Regions from separate parts of the Homo sapiens genome. Here region 2 is linked to region 1. A link is an interaction called in ENCODE POLR2A ChIA-PET data of the cell type or tissue named here. Cell type or tissue: MCF 10A. All regions are shown on one strand. Links, peaks and the distances in the headings refer to the core of each region. The heading gives the core; the rest is flanking DNA. Region 1 holds the start of COL16A1 (collagen type XVI alpha 1 chain). Region 2 overlaps ADGRB2 (adhesion G protein-coupled receptor B2).

Region 1 (8,318 bases), core at 62-8,061:
TACACATCTGTGTGTAACTGTTTCTAGGGCCAGGGTGTGTCTGTGTGAACATGAGTGCCTATACATGCATATGGAGTCTGCGTACTCAAGTGCTGTGCTAGAACTTTACCTGACTGCGTGTTTCTGGATGTGTGCACGTATGTGTGGAAGGGAGGAAGGGGCATGGGCACATTCCTAGACTGTCTATGATAGTGTTTCTAGGCGTAAGGTGTGTCCCAGGCTTGGCTGTTCCTGTGAGCACCCTTGGGGTGCTGTGGGAAGGCATCTGGCTCTCCCTTCTCAGGTTCCTCCATCCCTGGCCCAGCCACCTGCCCTGTCTGGGGCACGGGTGGGAGCTGTCAGGATGGCATGGTGGTTAAGAGCACGTGCTGAGTCTAGGCTGGCTGGACATGAGTTCTGCTCCACCACTGACTAGCTGTGGGATCCCGGGCAAGTTGTGTTTTTCCTGTGCTGCAGGTTTGGGAATAAAAATGGAATTCTGCCTTAAGGCGTTGTTGTAAAGATCGAAGGAGTTAGCATATGTGAAGTTCTCAGCACAGAGCCTGACCTATATGCGCTTCCCACCTCTCCCGAGTGCCCACTGCTGGGGCAGCACCCTCTGGTAGGGCAGGCGGGGCCTGTGCCCACCCACCCCGCAGGCCAGAGTGCTCAGAAGGCCCCACCCCCTCCGCTTCCCGCCTGCTGAGCTCAGCACTTCCCAGGCCCCACCACTGCCACAGCCACATCTGGGGCCAGCTCCTCACTGGGACCACAGTGGGGCGCCTCTGTGGCGTGGTTGGGGTTTCCGCTGACTCAGCGCCTCTGGGTCTGGAGGCGGGAAATCCCAGGCCTGCCCCTACAACCTCCCCCTACCCCGGGTTAGCCGAGGCCACAGGGCTAGGCGCGTTGCTTCCACAGAGCCCCCAGAGCCCCCCTCAACTGGGGACGCTCAGTTTCTCCCTCTTCAGCCCAGCATCTCATGGCCTCTTGAACCTACTTTGTGGATCCTCAGCCTTGGTGCCAATAAATTTGCTTTCGGTCTACAGCGGGAGGAGACCCTTGGTGGGGATTCCACCTTGGTCAACGGCCCTGCCTCTGGGCAGAACTCGGAACATTACCGGCTCCTTCCTCCTCAGAGCTCCAATCTTTCAGCCCAGCTCAATTCCTCTTGCGTCCTTGGACCGTGAATATAAAGCAGGTCCCTCCCCAGTGCTGGTGTAAAGGCTTGAAATCCAGTCCCGTCCCCTGCCAGGGATCACAGTAATAACGATAATAGCAGCAAATATTTACTGAGCTCCTCTCATGTGCCAGACCGTGTGCTAAGCGCTTACAGCCTTTGGCCCATTTCCTGCTTACAGCAAAGGTCTATGAGGCATATACTCTCACGATCCCATCTTCCAGATGAGAAAACGGAGTATGGTTACACAGCACATTTGGAACCGCAAAGCCAGAGCAGGGGCCAGGGATTTGAGCCCTTCCAACCTCATGGAGTAAGGAGGAATAAGGGGACTCCCTCAGTCTCACTTCTCTGGGAGTCAGGCCAGAGCAGAGGGGGTTAATTTAGCACGGAGGAGGGAGGGGGTTCCCACCCTCCTCCTCCCAGTACAGACAGACCTAGGGACAGACTGACTGGGAATGTTAGGCAGAGGAATTGGAAAAAGCTGACCACCGAGGCTTGGGCGGCAGCCACATCATGGGTGCCACGCACTTGGGAGGAGGGTCTCTACCCTGCTCCCTCCACCCCTGTCCCCTCCCCGCCCCCCCACCCCGCAGCCTTCTGGGGGCCCAGCCAGGGACATGGAAAGGGGGAGCTCTTCAAACTCCAGGCCTGACTCTTAAAGGGCCCGCAGGAGCCCCCTTCCAGGGCAGCTCTGGGCACGTAGGGTCCCGCCTAGCTCGAGGATCGCTCACCTGGCGGTGAGGCAGGAGGGGCGGGCCTGGGAGCTCGGCCAGACCCGGGGCGGGGCTGTGCACCCCGCAGTCTAGCCGCCTCTGGTGCCGCTGGAGCCCCCTCTAGGCCCTCCTCCTCCTCCTCCCTGGCGGGCCGGTCCAGCTGTGTTCCATTAGTGTCCCTGGCAGGCCCCCAGCCCCCTGGAACCGCCTCTCTTCCCCCACCCGGAGTGGCCGGCAGTCCCCGGCAGGCGTGCGCCGGGCAGCAGACAGCCGGGAGAGCTCGAGCGCCAGGAAGCTGGGGACCCGTGACCGTCACGGAGAGATAGAGAACCCCTAGCGGACCTGAGGAACCTGGGCTCTGCTTCCTCCGCCTGCTGCCTGGACTGCTCAGTGAGGTGGGGGGATCCCCGGCCACCGGTAAGTAGGGATACAGTGGGCGGCCTCAGGGCTCTGGGCTGAGAGGCCCTTTCTGCCAGACTTGCTGTGTGACCTGAGGAAAGTGGCATTCCCTCTCTGGGCCTTGGTCGTCTTCTCTAGAGCGAGATGAGCTCTAAACTCCATCCTGGTTCTGACTCCCTGCGCCCAAATCTATGCCTCTGTGTTGGGGTGAGCCGTCTCCTTGGAAGCTTCTCTGGCTCTGTCCTTGCAGCCCTGCACTCTGGCTGGAGCCTGAGGAGTGGCGACCAGAGACTAGGAGCCGGAAGGGGACAGGATCACATCCATCCTCACGCCTCCACATGCACCCACATGGCGCCACAGCTGGCAGCCCTTCTATTGGCTGGCAGGAGGAAGACCAGGATAGGGTTTGAGAGCTGGGATGTGTATATCACTAGGATGGGGGATGAATAGGCAGGCTGGGGGCACAGTTCTGTCCCAGGGAGAAGGGGGCTGGAGTCCTATCTCCAAATATATTGGGGTAAGGGGTCCTTTCTGTTTTCATTTCCTATCCATGATTGAGGGAAGGAAAATTGGATTTCATTAGAGTTGGAAGGAATGCAGTCAGACTTGCATTAGAACTTCCCAACAGGAAGACCTACAGGAGGAGTGGTCATAGGCTGGCTGTGCGCATGTGGGTATATGCAAGCTGGTGTGTCTGGGTATATCAGCGAGCATATGTTTCCGTGAGCATGCCTGTGTGCAGATAGCTTTGTATGCACACTGGTACCACATATGTGTCCTTATGTACATGTACCTGCGCATCTGCATGTGCTGTGCTGACACATGCATGGCTCTGTGTTTGTGCACGTGAGCTGCCTGTCCTGGGGGAGGCCAGACGATGTATGGCTCTGCTGGCCACTTGCTGAGCCTGCATCGATTTATCTGGGCCCATCCATCAGGGTTTAATAAAACTAAAAGACAAGCATCCATCAGCTGGGGGCGGGGGTGGCTGGCAATGAGGTCCTGAGCCCTAGAGACCTGCTCTCCTGCCCACTATACCTATGGGGAAAGCTTCCTTGGCCCCCACACAGCCCTATGGAAGGCTGTGGCCCACAATCTCAGCCCAGTCACCAGCCCCTGACCCTGTGGGTGCCTGGGAGGGCTTCCTGGGCTGAGCTGGGTGCGCTAGTAAGGTATCAGGCTGGTATATATACCAGGACAGTGCACAAGATGCTAGACTTGAAATACTTCCACGTGTCTTGAAGAATAGCCTCTTCTTTAAGCCCTCATCACTATTCCAACTTCTCTGGCCTTCTAAGACCTTCTAGACCTCTCCCAATCCAGCAAGTATCCACTGGCACAGCCAGATGCTGCCTGGACACTATTTCAGTGCAGTAGGCAGCTTTCTGCTTTGCCTGAAAGCTGGTATCCGTGCCATACCGGTGGTTAAATATTTTGAATATCGCCTCTGCTCAAATCCTAGCCCAAGGGCTGTGGTTGGGCCTCTGAGAGAGACTGATGCCTGGCCAGACCTCCTGCCACCCCAATACCAGTGCCTGGGCCCCACAGGCTGTCCACGACTTGCCCACGTGTGGAGTTGTGCTGTGTGAACTCAGAAATCCGCCTTCCCGGTCTCTGTGGTTTTCAGGTGCTGTGGCTGTAGCTGACCTCTTTGGACCGGGATGTGGGTATCCTGGGCTCCTGGCCTGTGGCTGCTCGGTCTTTGGGCTACCTTCGGCCATGGGGCAAATACAGGTGAGATGACACAGGAGAGTCACAGTATCACAGGCCTGCAACTGGTATCCTGGGGTGCTGGGGTCCTTGCACATATGTGACCATGTATGTGTGGTCGTGTGGGCAGTTATAGCAGAGTCTAGGGGCTGGGCTCAGGGTGATCTGAGGTGTTGGCACCCTTGAGCCTGTGTGCAGTGAGCTGGAGAGTGTGTGTGCCTGTGTCTTCGTACGTTTATGTCTCTGAGCATCTCTGTGTTTGTCTCTCAGACTGGCTTTGTGCATTCGTATGTATTCCTGTGTCTCTGTGTGTAAGAGAACAACCTCCCACCCCAATACGTAAGCCAATCCTGTGGACACATTGCTGGTAGGACCAGTGGGGTGGGGAGGAACAGGCAGTGAGCTCTCCCTGCAGAAGGACGCCGCCTCCCCAGAGAACCCCAAGTCCTGCTGATCCTTTTCATGGTGGAGACTCCATCCCTCTAGCTCACGTGCTTCTCCTCCTCCACGGCTGGCCCTGAATCTCTAATAAAAGGCCCACCCCGAGGCCCAGACTCTGGATGAGACAGAGGGTGCAGCTTTCCAGGGCCCAAAGCCAGGGGAAGTTGACCGGGCAACTTGCCTGGCCTTGCTGGGTGCCCTCTGGGCTCAGTAGCTCAGCTGCTTCGCCAAGCAGGAACAGAACTCCTAGGACCCAAACCCAGCTAGGAAAAGCAGAAAAACCAAGAAGCTGAGGTGAAAGGGATTGTGGACCCAGGGTGAGTGTGGCCGCCTGCCCCTTGTATGTGCACATATGTGTTTCTGCTTGTGTGTGCGTGAGCTTTGCTCTCCTCTCCCTCACTGGGTCCCCTGGGGGGGATGGGGCAGATAATTTCAACATCTGTAAGGAATCTGGGCCCATTGCCAAGGGGTGAGTCACCCATTGCTGCTGTGATGCTGAAGACAGTGATGGTCTTTCTGACCAGACCTGGGGGAGGGAGAGTGCAGTGGGGTCATTGGCACCGGGCCCCAGGGCCCCAGGATTCCTTCTTCCAGCCAGTCTAGCCAGAGAGTGCAAGGCCAGCTTCTAGGAGCTGTCTTCACCGTCTTCTCCCACCTATCCCTCTGCATTGATGAGAAGGCCTTTTTGATTCTGGCCTCTGTCTTTCCTGTTGTAGCACCTCCCCCAACACTTCTGCTCAGTCAGCCCCAGGGCGAGGGAGGCCCATGGCTGCCCACCTGTTCTTTCAGGGCTTTGGAAACCTGAGTTAAGCTATCTCCTTCTCTGGGAGCCCTAACCCATTAATATGCCCTTCCTGGAGCTCCAAGGCCCTGGTGGTACCCTTGAGCTTGTGGTCCCCTCAGACCCTCAGTCTCTTCTCGCTGTTTCACAAGGTGGTTATTCAGGTAAATATTCATTCTGTTGGCTCCTACTTGTGTCTGGCCTGCTTGTCTGATTTGGATGTAGGACGTTCCTATTGCTGAGAACACGTGTGCCAGCTGCACATGTCATCCCTCGTGGCATGGGCACCTACAACTCCCACATGTACAGACACGTACATATAATTGTACATAACACACAATGTGCATGATTCTGACATTTCCTTACCCCTGAAGAGCTCCTCTGCCCCCCACCTGGGTGTATGTCATGGAGGGGGCACATGTGTAAATACACAGCTCCCCACTCCATCTGTGCTCGAGAGCCACCTAGAGCTTCGTGTATTCTCTCCCTTGCTGGCCTAGCTCCTGACTTGGAGTGCTGGGAGATTTGGGTTCCTGGAGTTCTGGGCCTGCTCTGCTGTTGGCTCACTTAGTGACCTTGGCCTGGGCCTCAGTCTCTGGACCTCAGTCTTCCAAACTGTATGCTGGGTTGGGGGCCTCCAGGCTTCCTGGGGAGCCAGGGTCAGAAGGCAGGTGGTGAAGGCAGGATCTAGCTGATGGTCCAGAGTGAGGACTATAAACTTGCTCCCTCCCAGGTTCCCCAGGCGTCCAGCCGTGCAGCAACCTTGGCCTGAGCGCACCTAATGCCCCCCTGCCCCTTCTCTTCTAGGTGCACAATGCCCACCTTCACAGCAGGAAGGACTCAAATTGGAACACAGTAGTAGCCTGCCAGCCAACGTGACTGGTGAGCACCCAACCATCTCATCGCGCCGTCCCTGCAACCTTCCTCTGGGAGTGATCTGTACCCCTCTCCACCTGCTCAGCTGAGCTCTTCACCTGATGTCTCCCCCAAAGGCTTCAACCTCATCCACCGACTCAGCCTCATGAAGACGTCTGCCATCAAGAAGATCCGCAACCCCAAGGGGCCTCTCATCCTGCGCCTGGGGGCGGCCCCCGTGACCCAGCCCACGCGGTAAATGCATCCATGTGACCACTGAGAATCAACACTGACCTCAGCCACACTCCTCAGCAACTCCAGATGTGGGGCTTAAGCCCAGGGGCCTGTCTGTGGGTCATTGCATCCCAGCCCCTGCCAGGAGTCAACCTGGTCTCCACCCCTGGGCTTGCAGGGTGGGCTGAGAGGTGGTACCTGGCAGACCTACCTTCTGTCTTTCCCCTGTCTCTGGCCAGCAGTGGGTGGGAACAGGTCTGCATCCTGTGGGCACTGTGAGAACACAGGATGTGGGCGGGAACCTGGCAAGAGTCATGTGCGTGTGTGCATGTGTGTGTGTGCGCACATGCGTGTGTGTGCACCCATGTGTGTGAAGTCCAAATTCCCACAAGCCCTGGCCTGGCCCCTGCTTGCCTCTTCAACCTCAGCTCTCAAAATGCTCTTTTTTATCTCTTGCTGCTCTGGTCATGCTGAACCCTTTCCATCTTTTTTTCAGTATCTCTCCTTCCACCCTTGCTCCAGTTATTCACCTAGGGTATTCTGGGTTCATTGGAAGCACTTATTCAAATTGCAATGCGATAGCGAAATAGTCATTCTGGGGATTCTTTGCTCATGGCCTCCCTGCCCCCATCAGACGTGAAGGCTCCATGAAGGCAGGCAGTGCCTCTGTATTTTCACCACTGTGTATGTGGGTTTTTTGTTTGTTTGTTTGTTTGGTTGGTTGGTTGGTTTTCTTTTTGAGACCAAGTCTTGCTCTGTTGCCCAGGCTGGAGTGCAGTGGCGTGATCTTGGCTCACTGCAACCTCCACCTCCTGGGTTCAAGCAATTCTCCTGCCTCAGCCTCCCGGGTAGCTGGGATTACAGGCGCCTGCCACTACACCTGGCGAATTTTTTGTATTTTTAGTAGAGACGGTGTTTCACCATGCTGCCCAGGCTGGTCTCCAACTCCTGGCCTCAGGTGATCCGCCCACCTCGGCCTCCCAAAGTGCTGGGATTACAGGCATGAGCCACCGCACCCAGCCTTCACCACTGTTATTCCCAGCAGCCAGACCCGCACCTAGCTCGCGGAAGGCACTCAGTAAAGGTATGGAGAGTGAATGAATGTATATGATGGAAGATGTGTGCCTGTGGATGTCTTGGGTAGGCTCAGCAGTCCTGAGGGCTCAGGGTGGGCAGCATTTGGGTCCTCATTGGAGCCTCAGGGCACCCTCCCTGCTCCATCTCCAGAAGAGTATTCCCTCGGGGTCTCCCGGAGGAGTTTGCCCTGGTGCTGACACTACTGCTGAAGAAACACACCCACCAGAAGACGTGGTATCTGTTTCAAGTGACCGATGCAAATGGGTATCCACAGGTGAACCTCCCCTGTGCCCTGATTGCCTCTTAGGGCATTGGGTAGCACCAGTCCAGCCCACCTTTCATCCCGGCTTGTGACTTCTGGGGTCTCCCTGCTCCATCCTGTGCCTACCCTCAAGCCTGTCCCCAGCCCACCAGTACCTACCTCATTCTTTCAGGATGTATAGCTCCTTGACCCCAGCCGGCTTTCTTCTCTTTCTGGGCCTCAGTTCCCCTCCTGTGAAATGAGTTCAAGGTCCCTGAACGTGCCCATGGTGTGACTCTGGAGCTCTGAATCTCTGTCCTTTCCCTTTCCAAATTCTACCCAGATATCCCTGGAAGTCAACAGCCAAGAGCGGAGCCTGGAGCTCAGGGCCCAGGGCCAGGATGGCGACTTTGTGTCCTGCATCTTCCCAGTGCCCCAGCTCTTCGACTTGCGTTGGCACAAGCTGATGCTGAGTGTGGCTGGACGTGTGGCCTCTGTGCACGTGGACTGCAGCTCAGCCTCCTCCCAGCCTCTGGGGCCCCGACGACCCATGAGGCCTGTGGGCCATGTATTTCTAGGCTTGGATGCTGAGCAGGGCAAGCCTGTCTCGGTGAGTGCTAGGTCAGGCCCTGACCTCTGTTCCTGCCTTCTGGGAACCTGAGTGGGCTTCCTGGAATCCGTATCGGAACAAGTCCTTCTCCTGCTTAG
Region 2 (8,318 bases), core at 319-8,318, 52 kb before region 1:
TGGTGGAGGGAGACAGGCCTGGGCTGGGCCTCAGATCCTGGGCTTGCGTCCTCTGTGGCCACCTTTGTGTGATCTGGAGCGGGTTGTCTCCCTTTTCCTAGCCCCATCTTTTCTCCTCTGATGAGGACCAGCTGGGCTCTAGGGGGCCCATGCAGTGCTGTGAGCTATCCTGTGGCATGCAGGAGGGAGGCCGCTTGGATTACTTGGGGGGTAGGATTGGAAGTGGGGCTGATTCAGACCACGCGCTAGGTTCCATTTTCTGGGCAGTTGGGTAGAGGTTGCGCAGGCTGTGGGCAGTGACACAGCCCTGGCCTGGTGGGTGGGAGGGCACCTGCAGCTCCCCCCATCCTCAGCCCTTACCCACTCTGGCCTGACTGCTCTGTGTGTCTGTATGGGTCGGGCTTGGGTCCTAGGTGCCCACCCACACCTGGAGTACATTCACACCTGTTGGGAGCTCAGCTTAGGGCAGCACTTTAAGGGAAGGTAGAAAGCAACAAGCTTGGGTCCCCACTCTTAGGAACTGGAAGACCCATAAGCTGAATGAACTAGCCTTGGGGAAACAGTATAGGAGAGAGGTCACGACTGGCTGGTGGCTTCACAGGTGGGTAGTGGGGGGTGGGGTAGCAGGCCCTGAACCAGGCCTTGGAAGATAATCCCATGGAGCTGGAGGGGAAGAGGGAAGTAAGAGGGGGAATTTCTGCACCCATTTTACAGATGAGAAAACTGAGACTCATGAGGGTCACCCACCAGCAGGTGGCTGGCTGGGTTGGGGCTCAAGCCCAATGTCCCCTTACTCGGTGCCTCTCCCCCTTATTCCAACCAGGAAATCCACAGCAGTGATACATGTGACGTCCACACTGACAGTGCCCTCCTGTGGGCATGGCTCAGGTTGTGCGCAGTTCCTGGCACACTGGCTGTAACTCCGCCCCTTTCTCTCCCTCTCAGTAAAGCAAGTGAGTGAGAATGACATTGTTCCAGGAATAACCTCAAATTGCTCTAATTTATAAAAAAGCAAATCATAGTCAAACATCACCACTTTGACAATTACCACAGGATTACGCGGTGACATGCCTCACAGCTGATCACGACACACGGGGATGGAGAGCAAGAGTTATGGAGAATACAGGTTGGATGGTGAGGCTGGGGCTGGATCTGAATGCAAGGCGAATATGCTTGTAGTTGATGGGCTGACTCTGAGGAAACAGAACGATGGCAACAACAACTACTGTTTCTTCAGGGCTCACAAGATTCCAGGCACTCTCGCGAGTCCTTTCCCTTACTTATTTCACCCTTGTAGGAAACTTGTGCGATAGGTCCTATCATTGGTCCATTTTACAGGTAAGGAAACTGAGGCTCAGAGAGGTCAAGTCCCTTGTCTAAGTTCACACAGGTGGACCCAGGTGACACTTCAAAGACCAGGGTCTTAACTTATGAGGCCCACTCCCGCAGCTCACCATAGAAGGTTCAGAGCCCATGCTGGCTGTGCTGGGGGCCCGCTGACCACTGTCTCTCTCCACAGGGCAAGGGACATAGGATGACCCCAGCCTGTCCCCTCTTACTGTCTGTGATTCTGTCCCTGCGCCTGGCCACCGCCTTCGACCCCGCCCCCAGTGCCTGCTCTGCCCTGGCCTCGGGTGTGCTCTACGGGGCCTTCTCGCTGCAGGACCTCTTTCCTACCATCGCCTCGGGCTGCTCCTGGACCCTGGAGAACCCTGACCCCACCAAGTACTCCCTCTACCTGCGCTTCAACCGCCAGGAGCAGGTGTGCGCACACTTTGCCCCCCGCCTGCTGCCCCTGGACCACTACCTGGTCAACTTTACCTGCCTGCGGCCTAGCCCCGAGGAGGCGGTGGCCCAGGCGGAGTCAGAGGTGGGGCGGCCAGAAGAGGAGGAGGCAGAGGCGGCAGCGGGGTTGGAGCTGTGCAGCGGCTCAGGCCCCTTTACCTTCCTGCACTTCGACAAGAACTTCGTGCAGCTGTGCCTGTCGGCTGAGCCCTCCGAGGCCCCGCGCCTGCTGGCGCCCGCTGCCCTAGCCTTCCGCTTTGTCGAGGTCTTGCTCATCAACAACAACAACTCTAGCCAATTCACCTGTGGTGTGCTCTGCCGCTGGAGTGAGGAGTGTGGCCGCGCTGCCGGCAGGGCCTGCGGCTTTGCTCAGCCAGGCTGCAGCTGCCCTGGAGAGGCGGGGGCCGGCTCCACCACCACCACATCTCCAGGCCCTCCTGCTGCCCACACCCTGTCCAATGCCCTGGTGCCCGGGGGCCCAGCCCCACCTGCTGAGGCCGATTTGCACTCGGGGAGCAGCAATGATCTGTTCACAACCGAGATGAGATATGGTGAGTCTCAGCAGGGCCTGGGTGGGGCGGGGTCTGCAGGGGCTGACAGTGTCCCTGGTGTCCATCCTGGCAGATCCTCGGCCATGCATGTAGCTGTTCACTGATGTCACCCCTCTGCTGAGCCTTGTCCAAATGTTGCGGTCACCAAAATGCATGGCAGTGAGACCTCACTCTTGAAGAGTTTGCAGACTGGCTAGATGAATGGGGGCACAGATCAGATAATGCAGGGTGATATATAAACCCAGGGAGGGACCTCCTAACTGGGCAGCCAGGGGAGGCTCCCTGAAGGAAGTAATACAGGAACAGAGACCTGAAGGACAAGCAGAAGTGAGATGAGGGCATTCTAGGCAGAGCAAGAAGGGTGCACAAAGGCCCAAGGCTGGGAATGATCGTGGCAGGCCCTGGCGCTGCAAGTTGACAAGTTTGCCTGGAGGCTGGAGTAGGCAGGGAGCAGGGATGCATTCCTGTCCACACAGGTCAGTGAGTTTTGGCAGTTGCCCCGGGGTCAGGGCAGAGAGAGGCAAGGAAGAGTGTCCCTGGGTGAAGAGGCCTGAGCTTCCAGGCTGCCTTGGAGGGCTGGGCTGGCTCAGCTCCCAGTGTCCCGTCTTCCCCCTCAGGACCCATGTCTTCTGGGACCGAGGCCGCCAGCTGCTAGAGCTTCCTGCTGACTGGGCAAAAGCTCTGCGAGCCCTTGAGTCCTGCCTGCTCCCGCTCCCACCCCAGCTCCCTCAGCCACGGCTGCCTTCTACAGACCCTGCTTCCTGCAGCTTCAAGGCCCTGAGGGCCTCAGCTGGATCCTGTGTGCCCGCTGAACAGTGCTGGGCCGGGGACTGACCAGGAGACCTGGAGGGAACAGGGACTGATGACATGGGGATGGGAAGGAGGCAGGTCTGGGGTCTGGTCTGCAGCTCTGGTACCGACAGGGAGGCCTCTCCTCTCTCTGGGCCTCAGTTTCCCCATTTGGGATACAGGTGCTGGCTTATCCTCATGAGGATCAAGGATGCAGGGATAGAGGATGGAAAGGGCATCTGGATTTCACTGGGAGAGTGTTTACAAGGAGACAGGGTATCATGTGAGGGCTGCTAGGAGTGCTGGAGGAGAGCGGCCTGTCCCCAGCCCTGCTCTGCTGGCTAGAGCCCTGGAGTTGGCCTCTACCTTTGACTGTTACCTTGAGTTGATCCCTTTATTTTTGGTGGGCAGTGGTTTCTTTGTAGAATGGGGAGGTATCCCTGAATTAATTAGAGGGGGTAGTTATCTTGAAAGTAGCCTAACCCAGTACTTTCGATGGGGGCCTTCTTGGCTTCTCCAATGAGACATCTGACATCGTGCCCATCCACGGCAAGTGCCCGGTGGCTTTGCTGTGGCCTCTCTCCCAGGCTAGCTTGGCCTCTAACGGCGGTCAATGAAGCCGTCCGAGTGACAGCCGGGCCGCGGGTAGGTTACAGGCCCTGGAGGCTGGCCTGGGATTTAGTGCCTGTAGGAAGAAATTGAATTTTGCTTCTTTGTTGAACATCGGCGGAGAACGCCAGGCGTATATCAGGAGGCTTATGGCTCTTCCTGCATGGCCACCACTGCCTGTCACTCTGTGGGGGTCTCCCCCATCGTGCTCAGCTGCAGGCGGGTTCTTTTGTCTGGCTTTCCCTGCGGTCCATCGGTCCAGTGATCTGCAGTGGACGGAGCAAGGCTCTGCCCTCATGGGCGGGCACCATCTGGGCGGGCTGCCATGTGGAGCACAGAGCCAGGAGCAGCCAGCTGGGCTTGGTTGAAGCCGGAAGCAGGAGTTGGTTGGTAGCTGGGGTGTCTTTGGGGATCAGAGAGGGCCGGTGATGGGAAAGGCACCATCATCAGAGCCTCTGCAGAGGCCTCTGGGGCTAGAGATGGGTGGAGACTGGATGCCTGATTATTCCTGGGCATGAGGCCAGGTGTCTCTCTGAGCAGGGAGCCCTGAGCTGGGGCTCCCAGCTGTTCCCAAGCCTGACCTCTGCTCTTGCCCCTTGTCCTACTTGGCATGTTTCCTTGGGGTTGCTTTTTAGGGAGGGCCCCTGTAGGGAGTTGGCATGGGATGATGTGGCATCAGCTGTCATAAGTGGGCTCACATGGCACACTGGTGCCCAGAGCTGGGCTGGCACAGCCCCTTCCCCTCCCTTGGCAGGCAGGAAGCTCTTCTATTCTGCCATCCCCTCCCTCCTGCCCAACCTTTCTGGTGTGAGACATAGCGGGCACATGACTGTTTGTTCCACATGTCAGGGCATGTCTGAGGGTCCGTGGCACCGTCTGTGCCTTGTGGCAGCACCACCTTTGCCGAGCCTTTGGCCCCCTCCATTCCTCCCCTTGTCTCCTCCCCACTGGGCTGCAGGAGAATGGACTGGCACCTGCAGCTGCCAGACTGAGAGCAAGATTCGTGGGGATGGTAGTGAGCAGGAAGGGTGAGACCCTTGTCCTGGCCCCTCTCCCAGGCACCAGGGCAGGGAAGCTGTGTTCATCTTCTCTGGGACACCCCCGAGGAAGATCCACAGTGAGGCCTAGCAGGGTGGGCTTGGGCTGGTACCGGAAGAGCACTGGGCTGGGGGCTGGTGGGCAGTGACTGGCGGAGTGCCTGGGACGCCTCAGAGCCGAGTGAGTTTGACAAGAGGGTACAGGCGCCTGTTAATTTCACGCAAACTGCCTTTGATAGATCTCTTGTTATTTTTGGTGAGTTGAGCCATAAATTTGTGCCATCTTGCTGCCGCAATCTGTTAAGTGGGGGAAAAGGAAGAAAAGAAAGGCAGGCAGGAAGGAGCTTGGTGGAGGACTGGCACGGAGGCTGGCTGAGGTCAGGGCTGGAAGGCGGGCCGCAGAGTTAGTGCCAGCTGCAGGGCTCAGCTCCTGATGGCCAGTGCCAGCCTGCAGTTCCTGCCCACTGACCCTCTAATCCTGAGGAGGCACTGGGCAGTGGGAATGGCTGTGCCCAGTGATACTTGGGAGAAAGAACCCCGCCTCATGCACGCCTCTCTCCTTGGCCACAATCCCTACCTCCCCTGTGGGCACTGGCCTGCCCCTGGCTGCTTGCTGCAGGCTCACCCTCCCCATCATCAGGCTCCATCCTTGAGGTGTGGCCACCAGGTGAACCTGGGGTCTCCTGGGAGGCAAGAGTGGGCTCAAAACCCCACCTGCCACTGCTGCTCTGTGACTTGGACAAGGTGCTGCCCATCTTGGGGCCTCAGAACCCCCAGTTATCTGTGTGTCACCCCCTGATCGAGCCCCCAGCAAATCCCCAGTGCTACTGAAACTCCTCAGCCTGGTGTCCAAGCCCCACCCGGGACCTAGCTACCACCTGCTTTTGAGCCTTCTTTCGAATTCTCCCCCACCCTTTCAACTGAGGCTCCTCGAATGGTGTTTGCCCTTGGTTATCCAGAACTCCTGCATCCTTCTAAGCACTGCTCAAGCCCTGTCCCCTCTAGGAAGCTGCCTCTGATTTGCCCAGCCCTGTCCTAAGATTGGCGTTTCCCTCCCAGCGCTCAGACCCTGCTGCTCTCTCGGCCATCCTGGTCTGGCAGCAGGAAGTGGGGGCCTTCCCTGCCTGTTGGGGGCCCAGGCAGTGAGGAGGCAGGGTGGGGGCGGGGAGACCCAGCACACACGGTGGTGGTATTTCCTGGAAGGTCCTTCCAGCCCAGATCTGTGCTGGTGGGGCTCTGTGTGCTCTACCATAGGGTGGGGAGCGGGGCCCAGACATCCCCAGACATCTCAGCAGGGACTGAGTTCCAGCCAATCCCTCACACACATCTTCATGTCTTTATCAGAGTAGAGTTTGTGCCAGGCCTAGGGCTGGCTCTGAATGAGTAGGAGGTGAGCTAGGCACACTGTCTGCCCACCGGTGGGGGAGGGAGAGCACTAACTAGGACAGTGGTGGTCAAGGCCACAGACTGAAGTCGCCCAGTCCGGGTTCAGTTTTGGACCTTACCACTGACTAGCTGAGTGACTGTTGATAAGTTCCTTCACTCCCACTTCATCACCTGTAAAGCGGGGGTAGTGAGAGCTATTCCACAGAGCTGTGGGGAGGGTTCAGTGAGAGGATGAGAGTAAGTGCCCAGTGCCTGGCACATGGTAGATGCCTAACAAAGTAGTAGCTGGGTCATCATAATTTAGTGTAATAGGTACGACTGTGACCCTGCCAGATGTCAAAGGAAGAGGAAGAGTAAGGGATTAAACCACAAAGGGGAGGAAGGTGCTCTAAAGAAGGTGATTTGGAGTTGAGTTTTAAGGAGTGAATAGGAATTCACTAGCCTGTGAAATTTCTCTTTCAATTGTATCATTTTTAAAATTTAATATATTAAAAATAAGTTTCATATCCTAAATGGAAAGAGTATCATTTATCTGAAATAGAAGATAACCAAAGAAACAACCACAGTGAAAACAAAGCGCCGTTATTAACTTCTAGCTAGATGCTTTTCCTACCTCTCCATTTGTTAGAGAGAGGAATTAGCACACATTGGGGATGTGTTAAAGTCTGGAACTGCACAGGCTTTATCTCTCATGCAGTTGGAAGGATTAAAGTGACCATGTAATTTATCATCTAAACTGTGACACATCTGAGGTTATGAAAGGGAAGAGGTGGGTACCATCAATTACATCAGGACAACAGGCACAAACCAGACTATCCCATACAAACTGATGAAGAGACCTGGGAGAGCCTGACATCCTCAGTCCAGGATCCAGTGTCATTTAATGGCACATTTGTGAGCCGCCCCAAGTCATCTTCCGCCCCATGCTTTGGGGAAGCTCTCAGGAGGAAGGGCTTTCGAGGTAGAGGAAACAGCCTGTGCAAGGGCGTGGAGGTGTGAACCACGCCGGGGGTAGGAGCTATAAAGAGACTGGAGCTGCTGGATGGTAGCCCTGGTGGAGGGAGACGGGGCCAGGGCTTTGACTGCCATCCCAGGACACTGGGGCCTCATCCTCTTGGCCAAGGGCTTTATGGCAGCAAGAAACTGGGCGTCTTGGGGGAAGCAGGCTGAGTCAGACACGATCCCTGCTCTCGAGGAGCTTCTGGCCACATGGGGGAGGTGGCAGGGACCCAGCTCTCTGTGGTGGGAGGCTGAGTAGATAGGTCAGCAGCCTGGGGAGGAAGAATTATTGGGGGGGGCGGTCTGGCATTCTGGCTAGGTACATGATCTCATAGGGGTACCCAGTTTCATTGGACTGCAGGGGTAGAGCCTGTGCCTTTCAAAAGCCACCTCTTTCCCCCACTGCGCCCTGTGATTCTGATACACTGTGGGGTGCAAGAAGCACTGCTGGGGATGGGGTGCCATGGGGGGACATGACAGAGCATGTGTCAAGGGGATCAGTCGGCTCCTGCTCAGGGCTCTGGGACCAGCCTCAGGAAGGAAGCAGGGAGCCCAGGGAAGGGACGATTGCTTTGTAAATCACAGCGCTCTCTCCCTGTGGAAGTGATGATTATTGTGGTTATTTTTAACACATTCATACCATAGTAGGCTGAGGGCACAGGACTGTGTGGAGTTTGGGGGGAGGGGTCTGTGAAGCACAGCATAGCAGGTATCTGCAGTCCTGTGCAAGTGACAAAGAGCCTGTGCTCACCCCGCCTGCTGGCACCAGGGGTGAAGCAAGAGGGGCCTCTCTGTGGTTGGGGTGGAGGAACTCCCAGCAATATCTGGCCCATGTTTGCTGAATGCCTGTCTTCCCAGAAGCTAGGCCCTCTGAACAAGAGCAGCATGGGAGACTGAGACCCTTCCTCAGGGACCACAGGAGGGATGAGCCCAAGATCCTCACAGGTATAGAAGAAGATGGCCTGGGGACTAGGCCATAGAAAAGAGGACCAGCATATCGAAACCACTGTATTGTCAGTCTAGGAAGGCTTCCTGGAGGAGGTGGCAACTGACATGTAGATGATTTTGGCAGATTGCAATAGAGGGAAGGGTATTTCAAGGGCAGGGAATAGTGTTAGCAGATGTGTGGAGGGAGGAAAGCATTTGTACATTCTAGGGATAA

Evidence for each region. ChIA-PET counts read pairs that join two places held together with the same protein. Peaks named below come from ENCODE experiments on the same cell type or tissue, not always from the same donor. Only the 100,000 strongest peaks of a DNase experiment are listed, where the experiment ranks them.
Region 2: POLR2A ChIA-PET joins it to region 1 with 10 read pairs; 12 of 35 experiments call an interaction of 5 or more read pairs at or near these places.

The regions. Positions count from the first base shown.
Region 1 is chr1:31,697,808-31,706,125 of GRCh38, reverse strand. COL16A1 (collagen type XVI alpha 1 chain) reads left to right here and starts at 2,109. Exons shown (of 71, transcript NM_001856.4): 1 at 2,109-2,289; 2 at 3,899-4,005; 3 at 6,011-6,085; 4 at 6,196-6,313; 5 at 7,520-7,643; 6 at 7,954-8,220. The coding sequence starts at 3,933. RefSeq lists a silencer at 639-688 and enhancers at 3,998-4,750, 6,257-7,010. In MCF 10A, for the core only: a CTCF peak has its summit at 768; DNase peaks (open chromatin) are centred at 755, 4,575 and 4,895.
Region 2 is chr1:31,750,017-31,758,334 of GRCh38, reverse strand. ADGRB2 (adhesion G protein-coupled receptor B2) reads left to right here. Exons shown (of 33, transcript NM_001364857.2): 2 at 824-953; 3 at 1,054-1,134; 4 at 1,520-2,336. The coding sequence starts at 1,114. Among named protein-coding and RNA genes, the nearest start is that of MIR4254, 4.6 kb to the left of the region's middle. RefSeq lists enhancers at 1,140-1,744, 1,745-2,350, 2,956-3,562, 3,929-4,542, 4,543-5,157 and 1 more. In MCF 10A, for the core only: no CTCF peak of the experiment used is centred there; a DNase peak (open chromatin) is centred at 4,254.